Regions from separate parts of the Mus musculus genome. Here all the other regions are linked to region 3. Evidence: chromatin loops called from intact Hi-C (ENCODE). Cell type or tissue: left cerebral cortex. All regions are shown on one strand. Links, peaks and the distances in the headings refer to the core of each region. The heading gives the core; the rest is flanking DNA. Region 1 has its middle 130 kb from the start of Gm23625. Region 2 has its middle 110 kb from the start of Gm23625. Region 3 has its middle 20 kb from the start of Gm36144.

What was found. Peaks named below come from ENCODE experiments on the same cell type or tissue, not always from the same donor. Only the 100,000 strongest peaks of a DNase experiment are listed, where the experiment ranks them.
Region 1: it touches region 3 in a loop (2.8-fold over the local background); 2 of 42 quality-filtered maps call a loop at or near these places.
Region 2: a loop joins it to region 3, with 2.2 times the contacts of the local background. A loop is called at or near these places in 2 of 42 quality-filtered maps.

Annotation. Positions count from the first base shown.
Region 1 is chr6:66,111,269-66,119,620 of GRCm38, reverse strand. No RefSeq gene overlaps it. Among named protein-coding and RNA genes, the nearest start is that of Gm23625, 130 kb to the right of the region's middle. In left cerebral cortex, for the core only: no CTCF peak of the experiment used is centred there; a DNase peak (open chromatin) is centred at 5,220.
Region 2 is chr6:66,097,010-66,105,361 of GRCm38, reverse strand. No RefSeq gene overlaps it. Among named protein-coding and RNA genes, the nearest start is that of Gm23625, 110 kb to the right of the region's middle. In left cerebral cortex, for the core only: no CTCF peak of the experiment used is centred there; a DNase peak (open chromatin) is centred at 3,491.
Region 3 is chr6:65,647,416-65,655,767 of GRCm38, reverse strand. No RefSeq gene overlaps it. Among named protein-coding and RNA genes, the nearest start is that of Gm36144, 20 kb to the left of the region's middle. In left cerebral cortex, for the core only: a CTCF peak has its summit at 4,203 (motif pointing left); a DNase peak (open chromatin) is centred at 4,180.

The DNA of each region.
Region 1 (8,352 bases), core at 239-8,238, 460 kb before region 3:
CTAATTTGCATTTTGCTGGGGAAATTTAAAAAGTAAATTTAAAATATAAAAGATTAGGAAAATTAAAGTTTGGTTCTCTATAAATAGACACTTTAGCATAATTTCTGGTCTTTGCTCTCTATGAAATATATGACTTGATTAGTTCCCATCTGCTATTTATGACAATGGTAAGATAGGTTCTTTTTGCAATTTATATAACACAGTTTAACTCGACATTATTTCAGTTGGGTGTAAATAATTTTATAAGACTGGATGCCGATGCCTTGGGGCCGGAGAGATGGCTCAGTGGTTGAGAGCAGCAGTGGCTGCTCTTCCAGAGACCCAGGTTCAATTCTCAGCAACCAGACAGCAGTTCACAACTGTCTACAACTCCAGTTCCAGGGCCTCCAATACTCTCACTCAGATATACCTGTAAGCAAAACACCAATGTCTCCAAGGAAAGAAAGAAGAAAGAGAGGAGGAGGAGAGAGAGAATTTTATAAAAGCCATTATAAAAAAAGGATTGGATGTCTTAATATCTAATTTGATACACCTATACATTATCAAATTATCATAATTAAACAGTATTGTTCACAAAAAGGCAACATAAAATGTAGAGTATTTATATTCATTGCATCATTAGACTTCATATTTATATTGAAAAATCTTTAATGTAATATAAAGCATACTTGTTTTATAGATATAGAATATAATAGGTTAAATAATTCTGAAAAAATATTATAGAAGTTATATTAAAGATTTTGTTCTTCACATACTTTTTAAATGAGTGTGTTTACTAATGTACACAAATTTTTGTGTGACAAAAGTTTGCATTTTATCGAATTACATTATGTAAGAACATGGAAACTACCCCTTAGATTTCCTTTACCTCATTAACTCATATAGTTAGTAAATACTGCTACAAGAAGCCAGCATCAATAAGTTTTATTTAATTTTTTATGCAAGTAAGCCCACTATAATGAAATACTGTCCATAAGATTTTCCAATACTTTGGATTTGAGCACACAGGTAGTAAATTCACCTGTTTTTTATTCTAATACAGATAGTGACAGTGTCTTTTTCTCATCAGCTGTGGCCAACCTCATAGTCTTTTGAGAGTGGCTAGTTTTAAAAGAATTGACACAAAGAAAATGAAGAAAAGGGGGAAGGGGCTGGCCTCTCCAGGCCATCAAGTTCTTGACATGAAGTGTGTGTGCATGTCATGTGCACATGTATGTGTATGTGTGAGAGGGAGGGAGAGAGAGAGAGAGAGAGAGAGAGAGAGAGAGAGAGAGAGAGAGAGAGAGAGAGAGAGAGAGAGAGAGGGAGGGAGGGAGGGAGGGAGGGAGGGAGGGAGGGAGGGAGGGAGGGAGGGAGGGAGGGAGAGAGAGAGAGAGAGAGAGAGAGAGAGAGAGAGAGAGAGAGAGAATCTTTTTACAAATAAAAGTTTTACCAGGTGAGGGAAATTAAAAGATTTGAAGTCGTTTGCTCGAAGGTTTTACAAGTTGAAGACATAGAATATGACCTTTGGCAGGCTAGCTACATTATATCTACTGGTGGCCACTAGCACTACCCCTCAAACTTGTAAGAGGCTCACCATTGTCCTCTTTCACTGTTGTAGAACTATCATATGTATCCATGTGGGTCTTCTGTGTTACTGTGATCCAAGGTTTTTGCGGGATCTTTTGTACGCTGAGGGCGTGGATGTTTCTCAGGGACTCAGCTTTTTACAATGCAAACCTTAGAACCCTTTGCTAGGTTTCTGTACCAAACTCTGATCCATAGATTTAGTGGTGCTAACCTTGCTAAGGTTATAAGAATTATAAGAAGACTGTTTAATAAAGATGCTTAGATATTGTCTTAACTGTAGACTCTAAATAGTGCTTGTCTGGTGATTAAACACATTTGGGGAAATTTTCACCTAAGGAATACACCTTAAAAAATGTTTTGCACTTCACTTTGAAACTTGTCATTTACTTTTAAAATAAAAGTTAGATGGCTGTTTGTGTAAAATGTGATTTATATCCTCTGTAAGTTGAGAAAAATTCAGTGTATTTCTAAGAAAATGAAATTTAGGACAAGTCAAGGATTCTGAAATGATGCTTTCAGTAATTATTATTCTGAAATGTTTCTGTAGACTCTGAGTGGTTACGCTTTTTATTTTTTAAGTCTCTTGTGACATTGTATCATTCTTGTCTGTTGATTCTCTGCTGTAAAAGGACAACATGAAGCTTACCTCTTAATTACAGAGTTTACGTACAGAACAGGACCCACAGCAGGCTGCACTTTCAGCTGACCTTCATAAAATGTAAGAAAAAGCCTCTGCCATTCAGCCTTTTAGTAGAAAGACATTTAAATCCATCTGAGGATCTTGAGTAAAAGAACTATCATCAAGTGAAGAGAGAACTGGGGTTCTTCCCATGTGAGAATAAATAATTCTAGAATTTAAGGCTAGACTCTTGCTCCAAATCCTGTGTTACTTGGTTTCTCATGTGCATGTAGCTAGCAAAGTACAAGGGCTCTCTCTCATACACACACACACACACACAGAGAGAGAGAGAGAGAGAGAGAGAGAGAGAGAGAGAGAGAGAGAGAGAGAGAGAGAGAGAAAGTAAAACAAAACAAAACAAAACAAAATAAAACAAAACAAAACAAAACACGGCTTTCAACCTCAATGTGCCAAGGTCTTTGACTGCAACAGAGCCTACTTCTGGGCTCATGTGGACTCAGAAACCGATCATCCAAGTCACTCTAAACCACTGCCCATCTCTGAGGTGGTCATAGCAAGTGCTTCTCTTAATGTGCTATTGCTCAGGAAAGAACAAAGAGGGGAGATAAAGCAAAGGAAAGTATTAAAGCCCGAGGCCAGGAACTGGGGAATTAGTTTCCCAGTAGTTAGCAGTTTCAGCTTGGACACAACCTTTACATTTAAAATTTTAATTTCCTGCTGTGAGACACCTCTCTTCTTGGTACAGTTCTTAAATTTCACAGACAATTTTTGTAAATTATTAATTTTATCATTATTTCTTATGTAATTTTAAATTTCAGCTAAAATACATTGATCACTCGGTCTTTATTTCTTACCGGCTAGTTTGGATAGGAGAACAGAAAGAAAACCAACATCCAAACAATGTGGGAACATTAAATGGTTTCCATTTAAAAACAACAATTGTACAAAGTCAATTGTCAAACCTAATTGCCTGACATGAGGTCAACTCTGGGGCCAAATGGAGGTATCCTCCAAACATTTCATTACTCCTTGACTTTCTGTTTCTCATTTTACTGTTTCCTTCCCAGCTCCCTGACAACTGAAACCTACTGTGGCTGCTAGAAAAAAAAATATGTTTTTAAAATTAGGATTTTATTTTTATTTTATGTACATTGGTGCTTTGCCTGCCCTTATGTCTTTTGTGTGAGGGTGTCAAATATGCTGGAACTGGAAGTTGACATGTGTGTGCTGGGAATTGAACCCTGATCCCCTGGAAGAGCAACCAGTGCTCTTAACCACTGAGCCATCTCTCCAGTCTGGCAGCTAGAAAATGTGATGTTTTGGATTAAATTTATACATAGCCATAGAAGGAGATCCTTTGAGTCTCACCTAACCTGTGATCTCCCCACTCTGCTGGGTTATTTTGAGTATCTTAGGTCAGTGGTTCTCAACCTGTGGGTCACAACTCCTTTAAGAATCCTTTATTTCCAGAACTATTTACATTACAGTTCATAAGAGTAGCAAAGTTACAGTTATGAAGTAGCAGAAAAAAATTAATTTTATGGTTGAGATTTACCCCAACATCAGGAACCATATTAAAGGGTCATCATCACATTAGGAAAGTTGAAAACCACTGCTCTAGGTGCTTGTGGGAGAACTCAAGACACTGGGTGAGGGCCCACTATGTCTTTCTAGATGAACCAACAAAATTATTTACATCCCAGAAGAGAATTACTGCTGCTAGAGCCATAAGAATTCGTGCTGTGTCTTAAAGCCTTGACAAGCCAGGCTTGGCCACACATCTTCACTAGGCCAGTACAACAGAAATGTAATACTGAAACACTGAAGTCAATGTGGCTATAGTGGGAAGTAGAGCAAAAGGCTCCAATGGCCCAACAAGGCCATCTTGGGGATCACAACATGAGATTTAGATTTAAGGAGAGGGCAAGAGGTGTACATGGCTAAGCTGTCTCAGTCAAAGTGAGGCCCCAACCATCACCTGTTCAGTTTTTTCTTGAACAGGGATCTGTCAAGTTGTTAAAACTGTGGGAATCTCTTCAGGGAATTAAGTCTTCCCTTTGACTGCTAGCATAAAATTCCCAGGGAAATTTTAATTTCCTGGGGTCCCTACTTTCAGCAGCCTAATTGTCAAAAGGCATGTGGGTCCAAGAAAGCCCTTAGTCTTCTGTGTGTAGGTTACATGAATCAGAATCAGGGAAAATGCTACAATAACGTTGTGTCCTGTTTACACGTGTCCTGACAGCACAGAGAAATGTCCATGTGAGTACAATTAAAAAATGTCTGGCATTATGTTTGTGTGAGGTATCATTGTTATTCAGCTTATTAGAGCCATTTTTCACTCAATGTATCTGCTTAAAATTTGGTATTTGAGCTTGCAGCTTAAGAGGATCATTTGCATTGGCAAAGTTCACCTACCTGGCTCTTACAAGTTTGCTGGCTGTTTCCTGGGGAACATAGCCATATTTTCTTGACTCTGTTCCTTCATCTGGTGTCTCCTTCCAAAGCCCTAATTTTCTGGCTTAGTTCGTGTTCAAAGTTTTTCAGACAATATCTGACAATTTGAGACTGTGAAAGGCCCAAAACAAAAGTGAATGAGTAGCTTGTAGGTTTTCCTGCCAGAGTTTTCTGGAAGGAGGTTTGAGAGAGAGAGAGAGAGAGAGAGAGAGAGAGAGAGAGAGAGAGAGAGAGAGAGAGGGAGAGAGGGAGAGAGGGAGAGAGAGAGAGAGATCTCTAACAGATATCTTTCACTCTGAGAACAGACTACATTGGCGCATGCTTGACTGCTAAAATAGACTGCCCTGGTGGCATCCTGCTCTCCTGAACACACTGCACGGGTGCATCATCTACTGCTAGAACAGACTACATCGGTACATCCTTCACGCCTAGAACAGACTGACTGGGATTTTTTTTTACTGGCTTGATACTGTTCAGGTCTTGTGTAGGAAACCGAAGCTTCTGGAAACCATGTGTGAAACATGCATGCCATATCCAGAGGGCAGCATTTCACAACACTTCTCGTTCTCAGAAATACAGAAGGGATGAGTTTCAGAGCTTTACTGCAAACCATTGAATGCTGACTAGGTTTGGAAATAAGCTCCAGCCCTCTTCAGCAGGCCCTGGGGTGATAGCCTTCTCATGACTAGTTGGGCTGCTTGTGTATGAGACACAAAACTCATGTGGCCAGAGTTCTGTGTGGGGAACAAATTTAAATCCAGTGTAGCTGTGGCTCACTAAGGGATTGAGAAATCTAGAAGACACCAATAGATTTTTCTGTTAAAATTTGTTCCAATATAAAACATACTCTGTTAGAATAGCCAACCTATCTCTGGTATACAGAAAATGGGAGAGATGTCATAGTCCTGGGCCCACATTACAGTTGGTATCTCTGCTTGTGAAGTCTTGGCAGAATTCTCAAGAAGCCAATGCCCAGCACAGAGTAGGTGAGGGTGACTTGATTTCCTGGTGTAGTAAAATAGCCATCAGATCCAATGGTGCAAACTGCAGTTCTCCCGAGATCAAGCATCATCAGAGATGATGTTCTTTGATAGCAATAATGTCTTCACGTCTGGTACTTACAGGATATGTGCAAACATCATTTCAAATGAGTTTAGTTCTTTTACATTTTTGTTGTCAAACTATCTGTCCTGTCTGTTAAAAGTCATTTCTGGGACTGCTACCAAAAGAATTTCACAGCCAGTTTGCTTGCTCGTCAGACTCATCTGATCCAGGTATCCTAGAAGTTAAAGCCAGCACTCTAAGAAGACACATCTTTGGCCTAATGAAACTCAAGTGTGTGCCATAGTGCAGGAGTCCAGTCACAATTTGATGAATTGCATTGCAGTGTTTCTTCTTTAATTTTTAAAAGAGATGTATTATTTTATTTGCTGTGTCTGAATATCTGCATGTGCACCATGTGCTTACAGGTTGGTTGCTGTGCAGACCAGCAAAGCAGCTCAGGTGCCCTGGAAATGGAGTTAGTAGGCAGTTTTGAGCTTCCTGACATGAGTAATAGGAGCCAACCCCAGGTCTTCTGCCAAAACTGTATGTACTCTACCCACTGGGACAACTCTTCAGCTCCTTTTTATATGTATTTATTAGATATTTTCTTTATTTACATTTCAAATGTTATCCCCTTTCCTAGTTTCCCCTCCAAAAAAACCCTATCCCCTCCCCTCTTTTCCTGCTCCCCAACCCACCCACTCTCATTCCTAGTTCTGATCTTCCCCTATACTGGGGCATAGAACCTTCCCAGGACCTAGGGCCTCTCCTCCCATTGATGACCAACTAGGCCATCCTCTGCTACATATAGAGCTAGAGCCACAAGTTTCACCATGTGTTTTCTTTGATTGGTTGAGTTCCAAGGAGTTCTTGGGGTACTGGTTAGTTCATATTGATGTTCCTCCTATGGGGCTTCAGACCCCTTTAGCTCCTTGGATACTTTCTCTAGCTCCTTCATTGGGGACCTTGTGCTCGGTCCAATGGATAATTGTGAGCATCCACTTCTGGGGCATATCATCCTGAGTGAGGTAACCCAATCACAAAAGAATACACATGATATGCACTCACTGATAAGTGGATATTAGCACAGAAGCTCAGAATCCTTCTTAGAATGGGGAACAAAATACCCATGGGAAGAGTTACAGAGACAAAGTTCAGAGCAGAGTCTGAAGGAGCAACCATACAGAAACTGTCCCACTTGGGGATCCATCCCATAAACAACCACCAAACCCAGACACTATGGCAGATGCCAACAAGAGCCTGCTGACAGAAGCCTGATATAACTGTCTCCTGGGGGCCTTTATATGTATTTTTTTTAAAAAAAATCACGTCAATTTTTCTTAGCAAAGTGTTGGCTCTTTGCCTGCAGGTTCATGGTAGAGGAGAGAAGCCATTCCAGCTGGGTATGTCTGGGGCTGAGCAGGATATCGAGTGTCGAAGGCAGAAAAGAAACACACCAAGCCAGGAGTCTTGTCAAACAGGGACTTGTTTAATTAAACCAGCCTCTTGCTCATACAGGGTTGAGGGAGGACGTGGAGATTTTTGGGGGGTTGAGATGACTTAAGAGACGGAGAACGGTAATAGAAGGTATGGGGTGACAGACAGAGCTAATGAAGTTATTCTACATCAGAAGTAGCTAGGCAAAGGCAGGCTTAAGCAGGTCGTGCTGAATCACTCTAGCATCAAAGTGAGCTAGGCAGGTAGATCCTCGGATTCCAGACAGGCTCAGGTCTTTCCATTAGGCCAGAGGTTTTTGGCTGATGTCTTGGTCAGGGTTTCTATTCCTGCACAAACATCATGACCAAGAAGCAAGTTGGGGAGGAAAGGGTTTATTGGGCTTACACTTCCATACTGCTGTTCATCACCAAGGAAGTCAGGACTGGAACTCAAGCAGGTCAGAAAGCAGGAGCCAATGCAGAGGCCATGGAGGGATGTTCTTTACTGGCTTGCCTCCCCTGGCTTGCTCAGCCTGCTCTCTTATAGAACCCAAGACTACCAGCCCAGAGATGGTCCCACCCACAAGGGGCCTTTCCTCCTTGATCACTAATTGAGAAAATGCCTTAGAGTTGGATCTCATGGAGGCATTTCCTCAACTGAAGCTCCTTTCTCTGTGATAACCCCAGCTGTGTCAAGTTGACACAGAACTAGCCAGTACAGCTGAGTTAGGCCAAAAGTAAAGTACCACAAATTTGAAAGCAGGCAAGTTTCTATCTGTTTTTTTCACACAGCTTACCCCAGTGGCTGGTATGGCAGCAGCCATTCCTGTGTGATGAATTTCCCTAGTGCTACACGAAGAATCCTTTGCTCTGATAACAATCTGTAGAATACACGGCTATCAGAAGGGACTCTGTTTTTTTTTTTTTTTTGTTTAGTATTTATTTGCTTGGTTGTTTCATTTTATTTGTTTTGAGGAAGGGCTATACATGTAGTTCAGGCTGGTCTTGAACTCTCTTCGTCTCCAACTAGCAATTCTCCTGCCTTAGACTCCCATATATTTAGATTACAACCGTCTTCTACTATGCCAGGAAGGAACTGTATCTTTAAATATTGATTTCTGGTTTTTTGTTTTTCTAATAATAAAGAAATAGTTAACATGAGAAGCCTTAGCAATCTTAGTTCAAATGCTTGTTTTAGAAAAAGAAATG
Region 2 (8,352 bases), core at 138-8,137, 450 kb before region 3:
CTTCTTGGCCCTGTGTTTCCCCGGTGCCTCCAGTCAGACTGTGCTTTTTACGGTCAGGATCTTTGCACATTTATTTTCTTCTCCCATCCCATTTGAATTCTTAAATAACTGTTGGTTTTGGATTATTCAAGGGTAAACTTACTATCAGCCTGTCAAAGAATTTGGCTGATATCGCTAAGTGAATTTTTGGAGTTAAAAATCTGTGTTTACTTCAATCTTTAATTCTCCTTTTCATCCTCCTTCACCTCCCTGGCCTTTCCCTCTTTCCCTCCCTTCTCTCCTCTCTCTCTCTCTCTCTCTCTCTCTCTCTCTCTCTCTCTCTCTCTCTCTCTCTCTCTCTCTTGTCAGCACACAGTATTATTTAAACCACATGAGACCAAGACCACCACAACCCACTTACTCAGATCTACCCAGAACCATTCACACAATAGGTCATTCAATAAAGTCTTGCCAAGTGGGTATAAAGGCACATTACTAAATAATATAAATGCCTATGAACTGTTGAAAATAAGATAATTTTATATAATTAAAAGATGTATTTGTCAGCAAGATGTACTATTTTGTCGTCTTATTTTTTAAAACTGTAGATAACTCTATGATTCGTATTCATTCAGATAACTACCTAATATACAGTAGCTAAATTATGAAGCAACTTAAAAGCCAGTTATAAAGTGGCTACTTAAGTAGTTTATGGAAGCTGTCATTATCGCTGTGGAAAGGAAAGAAGTGGCAACAGCAAAATATCATTCATAAAATGACCCTATTCTTAATGAACAAGATCACATTGAAGAAAACTTGGAAAAACAGGTGTGAAATGTTATCAGAATATTTTTGTAATGGTATTAAATGTCATTTTTCTGTCCTTTTGTTTTCCTTTTCAGATTGCATATTCTTCAAGTAAGTATAACCTAAATAGGTATTACTTATAATTAGAAAAATAAGCCATGAGACCAGTTATAGCTGAAAGATTTTAAAAAGATTTTTTCAATTACTTTTAAAGTTTCATATATAAGCTCTGTATTTACATCGTTTCCATCCTTTTCTCCCCTTCATACAACTCTTCCTCCCATGTCCCACTATTTCCTTTGCATCCATTCAGTGTTGCTTTTGTGTGCATTGGTTTAGGATTGACTACATCTCAGCAGCTCTTCCCTGGAAAAAATGGATTCTTCCACTCTCAGTAGTAATTAGTTACCCATAACACTTCATCTGGGGTAGAATCTTTATGATATTTCCCCTACCCACCTTAGCATGTGCACTGGTGCTATGAAGTTGACATTATATGAGAAAGGGTGAGGAAATACCCTTGACACCCAAGACACGGGTGAGGAAATACCATGACCCCCAAGTGGAGCCATGCAGGCTTGTCAGGCCAGGAGTGAGTGAGAGATATTATAAAGCTCTTGTTTAGGGTACTATATTTCTGAGAGTTCATAGGTACAGCTTCCCCCATCACATATAGATGTTATTGCAGAACAGAGTCCTCTGGCTCTTAAGATCTTTTGCCCCTCTCTTCTATGATGCTCTGCAGGCCTTGGGTGTGAGAATTGTGTTGTAGGTGTTTCCATTAGCACTGGGTAGCTCATAGTCAGCTGTTCTCTTCGTTTTGACCAGTTTTAGATTTATATAACTGTCTCTGTCAAAGAGACTTCTTTGATGATGAGAGCTACACTTACCTGTGGGTTTATGTCTAAGTAATTAGAATGCAGTAACAAATTAAACTGGTTTAGGAATATGGCAGTGGTGGGTTCTCCTCCAAAGTTTTTTACCTCATTAGTCACAGAGGCTTGGATAGTGCATTGGTTGGTTTTTATAAACTTGACAAAAACTTAGACATAGTTGGGAAGAGGGAATTTTAATTGTGAAAATGTTCCCAATGATCAGCCCGTAGGCAAGTCTGTGGCTTACTTTTTGATTAATGATTGATGTATGAAGCACAGCTCACTTTGGGAAGTGCCATCCTTTGAGTTATGATCTTGGGTTATATAGAAAAGTAGACTAAGCAAGCCAGTAAGCAGCATCCATCCATGGATTCTGCTTCATTCACTGCCTCTAGGTCCCAGTCTTGAGTTCCTGCCCTAACTTCCCTTCGTGGTGAACTGTCACCTGAAAGTATAATATAATATAAGCCCTTTCCTCTTCAAATTGCTTTTGGTCATGATGTTTTATCACAGAAATAGAAATTCTAAGATAGCTTTGTTTACAGTATCGAGCATGAATGCCCTCCTCTTGGGCAGTCCATAAGACCAATCAGACAATTGTTGGTTATCCTCGAGATGTACATGTCACTGTAGTCCCACTATGGATAAATGAGCTTGCCATTCTGACCATTGTTATTTTTCATAAGCTAAAAGACTGAGTATGACTATGGATTGTTTTTCTTCCTTAGCAACTTGTGCCACTCCTTCCCATACTATGATAACTAGTTCTCATGGGAGAGGCTTCCAAGTTAATTCCAAACTTAATTCTTCTAAATTATATGTCTCAAATCTGTGGTATCTGCAGCAATATGATCTTACCTTCAAATTCTTCTATGCAACCATGAGACATGGCAATAGCCCATAATGCTTTAGAGGACTACTGGAAGTACTCTGACCAAAAACTTAGAAGGAGGTGTTCCATGCTCAGCAATAGGGTTATTATTAGACAGTCTATGTCAAGGTGAGAGCATTATTTACCTAAGGAGCATTAGTACCTTAAGTAGTATTAACTTCATCCAAAATATGTGTATGTAATATATATGTATATGTAGTGTGTTTATATACATATAACTTATATATTTTATATAAAACCTATGTATTATATATTAAATACATATAGAATAAATTATTTCCTTGTAACTTATTTCCCTCCTCCTCTTCCTCCTCTTCTTCCTCCCTCCCTCCTTCCCTCCCTCCCTCCATCCCTCCCTCCCTTCTTCCCTCCCTCCTCTTTCTTCCCCCACCTCCCTGTCTTCCTCCTCCTTTTTCTCCTCCTCCTTCTTTTTCTTATTCTGGGGTGGAAGTCAAGAAAGCATTTCTCTGTTTATCCCAGACTATCTCTGTAGACTAGGATAGCCCCTAACTCATAGATCCTCTTGCCACTACCTCTCAAATGCTGGGATTTGAAAAAAATATTTGAATTTTTGAAAACTTTGAATATTTGAAAAAGCCACCCCACCTGGCTTTTTGTGGCTTTTTCAAATATTCTTAGTGCATTTGAATCTTTAGTAAGCAAAACAAAATCTTGCCATAGTGTAATGGGGAAGAGATGGAAATTAATGAGCATATAACAGTGAATGCAAAATGCCAAGACTGTCTAGTTGTGTTTTGTTACATTTGTTCCTTGTTTCATCCCTTCATTTTCTTCTCTTGTTGCCACAAGCTCTAATATCTCTGTCAGCTGTAAGGCTGACTGTGAGCAAGAAACATAATCTCTCATCTGTTTTTCTCCCTTCAAATCTGAAAGAGCTAAAGCTCTGGGTTTGTGCCTGCCGTGGTTAAGTAATTTATATTCTTGGCAGCAAATTCCAAGCTCCCAAAAGAAAAAACAGCATTTGAGTGTGAGAACCACAGGATGAATCTAAATCAACTCGAGCACTCTATGTCCTTCATTCCTTTAATGCTGCTAAAGTCTCAGAAGGGGCAGCACATGTGTCAGAGAAAGCACATCCTATCCTTTCTGTGTACCTACTCCATGCAGGCCAAGGAAAATCGTTTTTGCATGGTGGAACAGGTTTGCCAGATCATCACTTTCCATTGTGTATACTCTCTCCCATATCCATGTATTTATACACATGTTCCAGTAAGTGAAAAGAATCTTAGACAGGGGTCTTGTTCAATAAGAAATGAGGTTTGTTGATGAGATTGGGCACATTCAAGGTAGTACGGCAGAGACCAAAGAAAGCTTTGAAAGATAAATGTTGAATTTTTTCTTTGTTTTTATAGTCATGCATCTTAAAAGTTTTTTTGCATTTAAAGAAGTTTAAAGACTAAAATTAATACACCATCGATCTGAGGGAGACTACGGAGTGAGTTTCAAAATGCATTGGCTGACGCTAGCATTATTATGCACTGGGGTGTTGCTAAGGGCAAGGTAATGTGCAATTTTCAGGAGGAGTCAAACTGTATGGAACCCACATTTTATTGTTTTTCTTAACAAATGAAACCCACCTCTCCCGATTTTCATCATTAACTAGTTTTTTCTAAGTTAAAGTTTCATGCTATTAACCTAGCAAACTTTCTGTAACAACGGTATTATTTCCAGGGATGCCTCCCACCTCCAGTTTGCTACCTTGTAATTCTAGGCCGTCTTTTCCTCTCCAGTGAGCCCTATCTGATAGCATCTATGTTCTTCATGGGCTGTAAATTTATATCTCTTTAAAAATTGGCTTTCTCACTTATTTTGACATATTAACATACTGACAAATTAGTATTGACATACTAATAAACAAAGAAGCAAACAAACAACCTATCTGGTACTATACAATGAATCCCTGAGTATACATACTCAGAAAGGTTCATTTCAAAGCACACCATGAAGGGACTGCTCTTCTTAGAATATTTGTGAGCTGATATAAAATGTATTTTACAAGTTTAGGAGACTTAATAAAACACATTAGCATGAGGCTCTAATCCAAGCAGAGACCCTTGCAGTCTCTGTGTCACATACAAGTCACTTTTATATTGGGGAGTGATTGTATTGAACATCCATTTTCTAAATTAGACACTGCAGTAGGAACGACTGGATCAGGCTAAGCAGACTTACTTACAGCTTTCTTCATACCCAAGTGAGGTCATTTGGCTCCACATTAATACTTGCTTTCATTTGGACTCCAGAATTAATCATGATTTTGGCTAGGAAATCCAAACAGTCATTTGAGAAAACAACACTCTCGCAGAAAATCATCATTACTTTTAAATAAGCTGTCCCTGATAGTCAGTCTTCTACTATACCACAAAGGTAATCTCCCGGTGGAAGCCTCCAGTCTAATTGATTTGCAGCCAGTGCTCCTCTAGGCACGTGTGCTGCCTCCAGCTTTGCTGTTCCTCTTCTACTGTGGTGTCTTATCGGTGTCTAAGGATATCATTCCTCAGGTTATAAGCTCATAAGTAGTACTGAATCACCAACTTCTCATTCATCCTCCATGCTTCCATTCACCACCTGTCTTCCCAGTGCTTCTGAACTTTAGTGACTTGCCAGGATGCAACCGTGAGTAGGCATTTATTTTTTCTGAAACTTCAGCTTTATGCTGGTTATGGCCATTCATTGTATTCCTACATGTGGTGTTGAAGAAAGATGGATTTTTCTGCAAGTTCTGGACTTGCACTGATTGGCTTTGTAGGGGTAAAGTGTGGATGAGGCCACAATACAAGATTGTGGCTTCTGTAAGGTAACTCAGTGGGTAAAGGTACCTGGTGCCAAGCCTGGTGTTCAGAGTTTGGTTCCAGGGTTCCACAAGGTGGAGGGAGCGAGCTGACTCTGGCAAATTGTTCTTAGAACCTCTTACATATAAAAATTAATGTACTGTAATAAAAAGTTTTAAAAGATACAAGACTCTTGTCCTTGAGATATGCCTTGTTCATGTGGGGTCAAAAAAATAGGGGAAAGACAGTAGTAACTGTTTTATCTTTTCACTAGATATTCTGAGAAACAAGAGCCATTGCCCAAAACAGGATGTACTCCAGAGGTTGGCTGGGGCTAAGCCTTTCCTCCACGCCAATGCTTTTAGACAGACCTGTCTACCAGAAGTTATCAAAGCAACAAGATTTCCCAAACACTTAAAAGAGGAGAAAAAGAAAGCAGTATAGCAATATACAATTTAGACTTTTAAGTTAAGTAAAATCAATAGTATGAATAAGTACTGTTCTTCTAACACAATAGTTATAATAAGTGTACCACAACAAGATGGCCTGTCCAAAATATTAAGATAAAGATAATAAGATCAACAGTATGAATAAGTACTGTTCTTCTAACACAATAGTTATAATAAGTGTACCACAACAAGATGGCCTGTCCAAAATATTAAGATAAAGATAATAAGATCCACAATGAATAAAATGAAAGTTTAGAAATCATTTGAGAATATACAAATGAGACAGAAATTAAGAAGTCAAATCTGGACATTGCCTGAGCATGGGCAGCAGACATCTTGGTTCCGGGAGCATGCCGAGAGTATTCTGCCAGGTGAGTGTACAGAATACAGAAGCTAATAGCTTCTGGGACAGGCAGGAGCCACAGAGCTTCTAAGGCAGCCCCTCTTTTCGGGCCCCGGACATCCGGCCACTTTACCGGCCAGAGGATAGGAGTCTGCCCGGCCCAGGAGTGCTTTGCCTGAGCATCTGCGGCAGACATCTTGGTTCCGGGACCCCCCCAGAGAATATTCTGCACAGGTGAGAGTGTAGAATACAAAAGCTAACAGCTTCTGGGACAGGCCAAAACGACTCAGCCACTGGTCAGGTCCTGTTTTGGGCCTTCGTCTTCGGCCAGGAGGGAGGTCCTAATGCCAGATATCTGTGCACCTCCCCTGTGAGAGGAGAGCTTGTCTGCAGAGAGTGCTCTAACCACTGAAACTCAGAATAGAGATCGAGTCTCTCAGGTCTGCTGATAGAGGCAAACAGAATCACCTGAGGAACAAGCTCTAACCAGAGACAACTAAATCAACTAACTCCAGAGATTATCAGAGGGTGAAAGGTAAATGTAAGAATCTTACTAACAGAAACCAAAACCACTCACCATCACCAGGACCCAGTACTCCCACCTCGCCCAGTCCAGGGCACCCCAACAAACCCGAAAAGCTCGACCTGGATCTAAAAGAATACCTCATGATGATGGTAGAGGACATCAAAAAGCACCTTAATAACTCACTCAAAGAAATACAGGGGAACACTGCTAAACTGGTAGAAGACCTTAAAGAGGAAACACAAAAATCCCTTCAAGAATTTCAGGAAAACACAACAAAACAAGTGATGGAATTGAATAAAACCATCCAAGACCTAAAAAGGGAAGTATACACAATAAAGAAAACCCAAAGTGAGGCAACGCTGGAGATAGAAACCTTAGGAAAGAAATCTGGAACAATAGATGCCAGCATCAGCAACAGAATACAAGAGATGGAAGTGAGAATCTCAGGTGCAGAAGATTCCATAGAGAACATCGTCACAACAATCAAAGAAATTACAAAACGCAAAAAGATCCTAACTCAAAACATCCAGGAAATCCAGGACACAATGAGAAGATCAATCCTACGGATAATAGGAGTAGATGAGAATGAAGATTTTCAACTCAAAGGACCGGCAAATATCTTCAACAAAATTATAGAAGAAAACTTCCCAAACATAAAGAAAGAGATGCCCATGAACATACAAGAAGCCTACAGAACCCCAAATAGACTGGACCAGAAAAGAATATCCTCCCGACACATAATAATCAGAACAACAAATGCACTAAATAAAGATAGAATATTAAAAGCAGTAAGGGAAAAGGGTCAAGTAACATATAAAGGCAAGCCTAACAGAATTACACCAGTCTTTTCACCAGAGACTATGAAAGCAAGAAGAACTTGGACAGATGTTATACAGACACTAAGAGAACAAAAATGCGAACCCAGGATACTATACCCAGCCAAACTTTCAATAACCCTAGATGGAGAAACAAAAGTATTCCATGACAGATCCAAATTCACACATTATCTTCCCATGAATCCAGCCATTCAAAGGATAACAAAAAAAAAAACAATACAAGGATGGAAACCAATCCTAGAAAAAGCAAGAAGGTAATCCCTCAACAAACCTAAAACAAGACAGCCACAAGAACAGAATACAAACTTTAACAACAAAAATATTACGAAGCAACAATTACTTTTCCTTAATATCAATGGACTAAAAACAATCATCCATCCTGACCAAGTAGGTTTTATTCCAGGGATGCAGGGATGGTTTAATACACGAAAATCCGTCAATGTAATCCATTATATAAACAAACTCAAAGACAAAAACCACATGATCATCTCGTTAGGTGCAGAAAAAGCATTTGACAAGATCCAACACCCATTCATGATAAAAGTCTTGGAAAGATCAGGAATTCGAGGCCCACACCTAAACATGATAAAAGCAATCTACAGCAAACCAGTAGCCAACATCAAAGTAAATGGTGAGAAGCTGGAAGCAATCCCACTAAAATCAGGGACTAGACAAGGCTGCCCACTTTCTCCCTACCTATTCAACATAGTACTTGAACTCCTAGCCAGAGCAATTCGACAACCAAAGGAGATCAAGGGGATTCAAAATGGAAAAGATTAAGTCAAAATATCACTTTTTGCAGATGATATGTTAGTATATATAAGTGACCCTAAAAATTCCACCAGAGAACTCC
Region 3 (8,352 bases), core at 230-8,229:
CAGTTCCATATAACACTTCATTACCTTTGTTTGTCTGCTTACAACCCCACCAAATATATATATTTTTAAAAATTCCCATGGTGTCACAGAAATGGTAACATGAGGGGCTGGCAAAGGATGTCTCACAGTCTGTGGGAAGGGAGTGGTCAGGAACAGCAACAGGGTGTAAGGGACAGCACACACGGGAGTATGAGTGACAAGTAACTCTACACATGCTAGATAGGGAATCTACTGCTGAGGTGGGAAATATTTTAAAGTACTACCTTACCTCACTTGGGTCTCTCTTGGTCTAGTGGAAGTGGAAGAGGATGACCCTCTGCCTAGCTCTGGCCCAGGTTAGGATAGACATTTTCAGTAAGTAAGCACAACTGCAGTTTATTGATTTTTTATTATGTGGTTATTTATTTAGGATAGTTAAAACATGTTCCATTTGATGTATATCTCTAAGCTGAACCACAATGACAACTTCAACTTGTGAACAATGAGGGTAGTTCAGAAGGGAGTAAAGTGACTTTTCCAGGAGTTCCGTATAACCAATGAGAAATAACGTTCTTAGTGTAAGCGTTATAGGTTAATGCACATGCGCTAATGCACAGATCTTCTCTGGGACAATGCATCTACTCTATCACTTCTAGAAATCACTGTTGGTTACATGAGGATGACCTAAATGTCAAGATATGACAACCAGTATAAATATACCGTCTGTGTACTCGCAAAAACAAAATGTGATAAAATTAGTCTACACATGTGACTTATTACTGACTTGCTTATACAATATCATAATTGGTTTACAACAACACAGTATAAAACCATCTAAACAACCATGGAATTCCTTTTCTCCAAAAAGCTAATAAATTTGATTACTTAAAATATTTATTACATATGATATACATGTGCCTATGTATATATATTAATATTATATCCCCACAGACTTTTTAAACATATGCTATTTTTTGCTGGGTACAGAACAGTTTGATAATTGCTGAACATGAAATAGTCTCTGCAAAGTAATTTATTAGCACACAGGGGAGGAAATGGGTAAAACCAGTTAAATACTGTCCATAAAGTGTGGGATGCTTCTGGAAGGATACAGGATAGATTTTGGACAAAGATGCAATACTAGTAGCTGTGGAAGATGTGCAGGCTCAGAAGTGTGGTGAATGGGAACTTAGTCATGCTTGGCATTAAGGAGTGAGATTGAAGGTGGTTGTGAGAATATATGTAAAGACCCAAGGGTGCCAAAGTCCATTGTAAGTTGAGGAAAGTCAAGCTAAAGGCACAGGAATATTGAGCTGAAAATGGCTGAAGGTAATGGGTAGTGGTCATAGTATGCTCACTCTTAAGAACCATCTGAAGGTATTTGGACTTGGTCCTTCAAATCATGAGAGTAATTCATCTGTTCAAAAAAGGAATAATTAGATTAGTATTTATCAAGCTCTTGTTTCCTTCAGTGTGGAAAATGGATTATCAGAAAACAAAACATTTGCAAATGTTACTCCATTTTTTTTTCTGTTGTTGTGATTGACACCATGACCAAAAGCAACTTGGGAAGAAAAGGAGTCATGTGGTTACATATCCATCATGTCACAGTCCACCATCAAAGAAGTCAGGGTAGGACTACAGGAAGGAACCTGGAGACAGGAACTGATGCAGAAGCATGAAAAGTGCTGTTAATTGGCCTTCTCCTCATGGATTGCTCATTATGCTTCTTTATATAGCCCAACACCACCTCCAGTTGGCTGGCCGTCATGCTATGTTTAATTTTAAAAATTCCCAGAGATAGCTCAGAGTCCAATCTGATGGAAGTCATTCTTCAACTGAGTTTCCCTCTTCCTAGGTGACTCTAGTTTGTGTCAAGTTGAAAATGAACCAACTGAGTAGAACCAATAAGTGACCTGAAAGATAACTCAAAGCAGTCAAAAGATAAAGACTAGACCATTTGTTCCTGATTAGAAATTGACTTGACCCTTATCAAGAAGGTGAGATCTAGCCAATTAAGGTGATGTGTCACTGAAAGGCCAGCATTTAGTAGGATGAAGATTTCAGGCCAGTATTGGCTACATGGTACATACCAAGAATTTGGTATTCTGTGATTCAAGACCTTATCTCAGATATTCAGATCTATGATAAATAGATGGATGCATGAATGAATAGAAAGATGATAGATGATACATGGTGTGATGTGATGTGATGTGATATGATATGATATAATATGCTATGATATATGGGTGGATAGATGGATGGATGGACAGACAGATACGATGTGATGTGGGGTGATGTGATAAATGGACGGATGGGAAGATAAAGAGAGAGAGAGAGAGAAAGAAAGAAAAAAGATAGATAGATAGATAGATAGATAGATAGATAGATAGATAGATATGATAAATAGACAAGACAAAGAAACAAAAGGAGAAAGACTAACAAGCAGACAGAAAGAGAAAAAGAGAGAGAGAGATTAAAAAGGGAAACCAAAAAGAGGAAAGATTAGGGAAGATTTATCTTAAATATGTGAAAAAGCTGGAAGATATTTTGTAGTAGAAGAAAAATATCAGTGAAAAGAAAATATCAAAAAAAAAAGTATTTTGGGTATGATGAGTAGGTATTTCAGTGCAGCATTATATATGTAGTACATCTCAGAATATAAGTTGGAGCTGTATAGAAGAAAGCCATGAGTCTCAGACCTAGGGGCTTGGATTTGTTTTAAAATACAATAAAAAGTCCGAGATTTTCTTCCCCATATTTGAAAGTTAGAATTTTGAGAATTTAGAAAGATATGGTAGCATACTAAAAATAAAGACATAGAAATGTTGAGTGTTTTTCTAAAGCTATAAATAATTGTATAGAAATGGTCAATAAATGGTGAAGTAGCTGGATGGGTGAGAAAGTGAGTGTTGTACTCTGTCTGCTGTGGCAGAGGGCTACATGCTTCATGTTCTTGGTGCTGGGGACTCTCACCCAGGGCCTGCTGTCTGCATTTACAGCAACGTGTTCTTGGGAGACCAACATCCAACCTAGAACATGAATTTATAGGCTTTCAAAACCACAGAGTGGAAAAAAAAAAAACAGATTGGATAGAGAAATTTACTGAGTGTCCACTACTTTGGTTTTTGTATATAAAACAAATCAAAATCTGATGTTCAAAATTCCATTTCGAAAAGTGATTTAAAGGGAAACTAGAGAATTTCTGTTAGTTTTTAAGATTCTTAAATTATTGGGTAAATTATTTTGACTGTAAATGTAAAGGAGACTATATCTCAAAACTTTAAAAATTAATATTTTCTTCAAATATAAGAGCTTTTAAAAATGTTAAAAATTCAATGGGATCAGAGGCCCTTGGTCCTATGAAGGCTCGAAGTCCCAATGTAGGGGAATGCCAGGACAGGGAAGTGGGAATGGGTGTGTTGGTGAGCAGGAGGAGGGGAGATAGGATAGGGGGTTTTGGAGGGGAAACTAGGAAAGGGGATAACATTTGAGATATAAATAAAGAAAATATCTAATAAAATGTTAAAAATTGTAAGTATTTCAATTTAATTTACTGCAAAGCATGTTAAATTTTAGTAAGGAGAGATTTTCATATTTAGGACAGAAACTTCAAATAAGAACAAAATGTGCTCTCCAACTTTGCTATGTGCTATTTGCATTAAGTAAAGTAAGTGGTTTAAGTAAACTTGTGTGTGCTGGGTAAGAGTGTGTGAATTAATGCACAGGGGTAGTTTGTGCAAATTTGACAGACATGTGGGACAGACACTAGAACTTGCTCTTTGTGGGCATGTTTCCAGTTTTGAGGGCTTCCTCAACTTTTTGGTTGGTACTTTGTATTTTTATATATTTACATGTCTGTGAGGTTTTAATTACTGGTTTATTAAGGAAGTCTTCCAAAATTCTAGTTTTAAGGCAAATTTTTAAGCAAAATATTTTTACTTGTTATTATTAAGCCTAAGAAAGAGAATAGTGCCCAGGAGGACTGAGCATTGGACCATCTTAGTTGAAGTCTTCACGGCGGTGCAGTTCTGAATATCAGCTGTCAGATGGCATGCATTCAAAGTGCTAATGTTGCTTATATTAAAAAAAAAAAAATACCAGGGAAAGAGAAGGAAATCACCCTTTAGATTTTATGCCCTAACAACAGGGAAAGTTGGAAATAGGTTTTCTAGTCTCATTCGTTTGAGACAATAGTTCCACCTAGTGGACATTTGACTTAGAAACAAACCTTTGAATCCAAATGTTAGTTTTCTCTTTGATGGGATCAATATTAAAGGAAAATAATAATAGATATATTATTAACAAGGTAGAAGTCAAAGTTATTAACAGAAAAACAAAAAATTCAGATATTTAGGAATAAGCTGATACTTAGTATAGGTCTGTCTAATTTGTGACTAAAACGAGCCAAAGCCACACAAAAGGCCCAGTGGGACTGTGGCCAGAAACAAACCAACTTGTTTAAAATGTGTCTTGTTTAAAAACTTCATGACAAGATTACTTTTTCATGACTCACTTGGACAGTGTTTATTATTACTGTGTGGACACTAAAGTGTGCTTTAGCAGAGTGGTCAAGTAAGCCTCTTTATCCTGAAACTTAACCTGGTCCAAAGTGAACTATGGAGAAGAAGAAGAAGAAGGAGGAGGAGGAGGAGGAGGAGGAGAAGGAGGAGGAGGAGGAGGAGAAGGAGGAGGAGGAGGATGGGGGGAGGGGGGGAGGAAGAGGAGGAGGAGAAGGAGGAGGAGGAGGAGAAGAAAAAAAAAAGCACTTCACCTCAGATGATCACTGTTCAAACGTTTAAATAAAACACCAACCATGCCAATGATTCCAAACTACTAGCCCAGTTAAAGATTTATATTGGTTCTGTTGAATGTTGTCTGTCTCTAACCATTCTAAAAGTAGACTAAAACCCCGTAGTGTAACTAGAATGCTGGGAGATAGAACCCTGCAGTGACAGGTCTTTTCCCCTGTTTTATTCCACTGTCGGTGTACTTAAAACCTAAACTCTTTATGAATGGTTCTATGAAGCAGACACAGAATTAATTCTATTCTGAAAGATCAAATGGTTAGATTATTATTTACTTCTATTTTGTTTCAAAACCAAAATGACTATACCAGACAAATATTAAAATCTACAGCCTGAGTTCTCATGGCAAGATCTGAAAGACAAATGATGTTTCTTGACTACATTGCTGGACAAAGACAACTCAAGCCATAGCCTACAACCTGACCAGAAGGGACACCCCAGTTTAAGGGGAAAGTTACTGCATCTGTTTTTATATCTTGAGACCAATTCTAGCCTGGGTTTAGGCTTATGAGCTACTGTTTCTCTTAAGGATTCCTATATTTTCAGGCTAACAACAACAACAAATGCAAGCTTACATTCCTAAAAAGTGATATGGTCCTTGAATGTCTTTTCTGTAAGCTTCAAGAGTTAAGGCTGGGGGCTGGAGAGATGGCTCAGCGGTTAAGAGCACTGACTGCTCTTCTGAACAGTCCTGAGTTCAAATCCCAGCAACCACATGGTGGCTCACAACCATCCGTAATGAGATTTGATGCCTTCTTCTGGAGTGTTTGAAGACAGTGTACTTACATATAATAAATAAATAAATCTAAAAAAAAAAAAGAGTTAAGCCTGGTCCTGTCACCGAGATGGACAAGATGTAGCTAGATGAATGTCTTTGTCACTAGTCAGTACCTTTCCACATATGAGCTGCAAGGAAACTGCCATGAATACTCCTGAATCCTGAAAACAGCTCATTGAGTGATTCTGGTAGAAGAGGACTTTGAAAACGAAATGCTACAGATTAGTAAATTGGAAGGTGACGTGGGATCCATGTAAGCAAATAAAATAAAATCCCCAGGAACCAGTAGAATGAGGCAAAGAACAAAATCCAGATGTGACAATGGAGTGAAGAAAACAAGTTGGTTCATAGGAAAAGCTAGTGGTTTAAGTAAGTGGTTTGAGAAATACTACTTACTACTAATGCTGATGGATAGAAATTGCTCTTTTACAGACCAAAGAGGGTACTGGGGATCAAATGCCAGGGCCTCACACAGACTAGTGAAGTATTTTACCATGAAGCTTATCCTGCCCCTAATACCAGCTCCCCCTCCCCCCCATTGTCTCATTTATTGGAAATTTTTACTGAACTATTCTGAAGAACAGAAGTTGTTTTGAGACAAGGTCTCACTGTGTACCTTTGGCGAACCTGGAACTCACAGGCCTCCTGCCTCAGCTCCCAAATGCTGGAATTAATTGTAGGTATGAGCCAGCATGTCCAATGTACTGGATAGTATTATATCAAGTTGACACAAGCTAGCAACATCTCAAAGGAGGAAACCTCAATTAAGAAAAGTCCTTTATTAGATCCAGCTGCTGAACATTTTCTTAATTAGTGATTGATGGAGCTTGGCCCATTGTGTGTGGTACCATCCCTGGGCTAGTGGTACTGGGCTCTGTATGAAAGCAGGCTGAGCCAGCCATGAGGAAAAGGTCAGTAAGTAAGCAGCACTCCGTCATGACCTCTGCATCAGCTCCTGCTTCGAGGCTCTTGCCCTGTTTGAGTTCCTGCTCCGACTTCCTTCAGTGATAAACAGTGATGTGTAAGCAAAAGCCAGATACATCCTTTCCTTTCTCACTTGGTTTGTGTCATGGAATTGCATCACAACAATAGTAACTCTAACTAGGACACCCAGCTGGGACTTGATTTAATCTTAATTTTTTATTATTATAGGCCAGGTCTTCTGTTGTGGCAAACAAGTAGAGATCAGACAAGAATTTGGGTGTAGAGTTGGTTTCTTTTTCCTTCTTTCTTAGTAAGAAACTCTGCTGAGCCTTCTTGCCTCCCCATATTTATTGGTTTTTGCTTGCTTGCTTGCTTGCTTGCTTGCTTGCTTGATGGCTTGCTTGATGGCTTGATGGCTTGCTTGATGGCCTGCTTGCTGTCTGTCTGTCTTGCTTGTTTTACTGTTATGAATAGGATTCTTCTCCTAAGCTTTCTTTTGAATGGCTCATGGTTCATACACAGAAATACCCTGGTTTTCATACTCCCAATTTTGTACTTGGCCACTTTATTTCATTTATTTTTTATTTTTATACTGTTTTGTTGTTGATGATGAGGGTTTAGGGTTTTTTTTTTTTTACATAAACAAGGATATTTCTTTTCTCCTTCCAATTCAAGAGACTTATTTCTTTTTCTGGTCCATTACTTCTGGTATGCCATGAACAGAAGCAAGCCTTGTGGGAACCTTGCTTCCTAGAGCCCTCACTTTGTAGAACCCTCACTTTTTAGAAGCCTCACTTTGGACCGGGCATGGCTTCAGCCACCCCAGTGAAAGCAATATTTCCTGTGATCTTTTGGATGTTGAACCTGCCTGGCATTTTCTGTGTGTGCTGAGATGATCATCAGTTTTTATCTCTTCTTTTGTGCCGTACTATGCTGGTTTACTTGTGATCAAGGAATACGGAGCAGCACCTATTTCAGGAAAAGAATCACAGATACTTTCTTAGCCTGGACTTTTGAGCTGACAAGCAGGGGGCTCTCCTTTGCCTTTTTGTTTGTTTCTGAATCTTCCTTCTTTGCTTCCTTCCATGTGAATGACACCGAAAGAGCAAGACAAGCTAAAGATGATACACAGTGGTTAAATCTCATCACGCAGTAGTCCAGAACCCTGTGAACAGAGTTAAGGGTTGAAGACGAACATGAAGTGAAGGGACTGTTCAAAGGAAAAGCATAATCAAGCAGGGTTTCTTTGAAGGAGGAATTCACTTATTTATTCAGTCATGGATATTTACTGAGGACATGTCATATACCCGAAGCACCTCTTGCAGCCAGCACAGTCCTCTGCAGGATGTGGTTACAGACTGCTACTTCCTGAGTCAGGTCAATAGCAGAGTTTCAGAGCTTTTGTATTAATGTGTCTCTAGCTCACAGTACAGTTGGACCAAGAATGGTGATTGAAGCAACATAGCTTTGGATACAGCAGAAAGCACGGTAGATCCGCTTGCAAGAGAGCCTGGCGTGAGAAAAGGCACTGGGATGGGCTGTGGCATGAGAATTGGGCTTTCAGGTCAGCCCACCTCATACTCAGCCAGACACAAGTTAAACCTCCCTAAGGAGGGGCCACCTACCTTTCTGTATAGTATCCATCCAGAGGTGTAGGTAGGTGACACTGTCTATGTAAAACTGCCTGTCCTTTGGGTTGTGTCATCTTATTATAAATCTGGCCAAGAGCATCCACTTCTAATATTTTGGACAAATGCATGGATTATACCAGAGGCTGGACAGGATATGCAAAGATGACAATGACACAGAGTCAGAGATGGCTCAGTATGTTAAAAGCAAACTGTCCCTGATGTGTTGACTCTT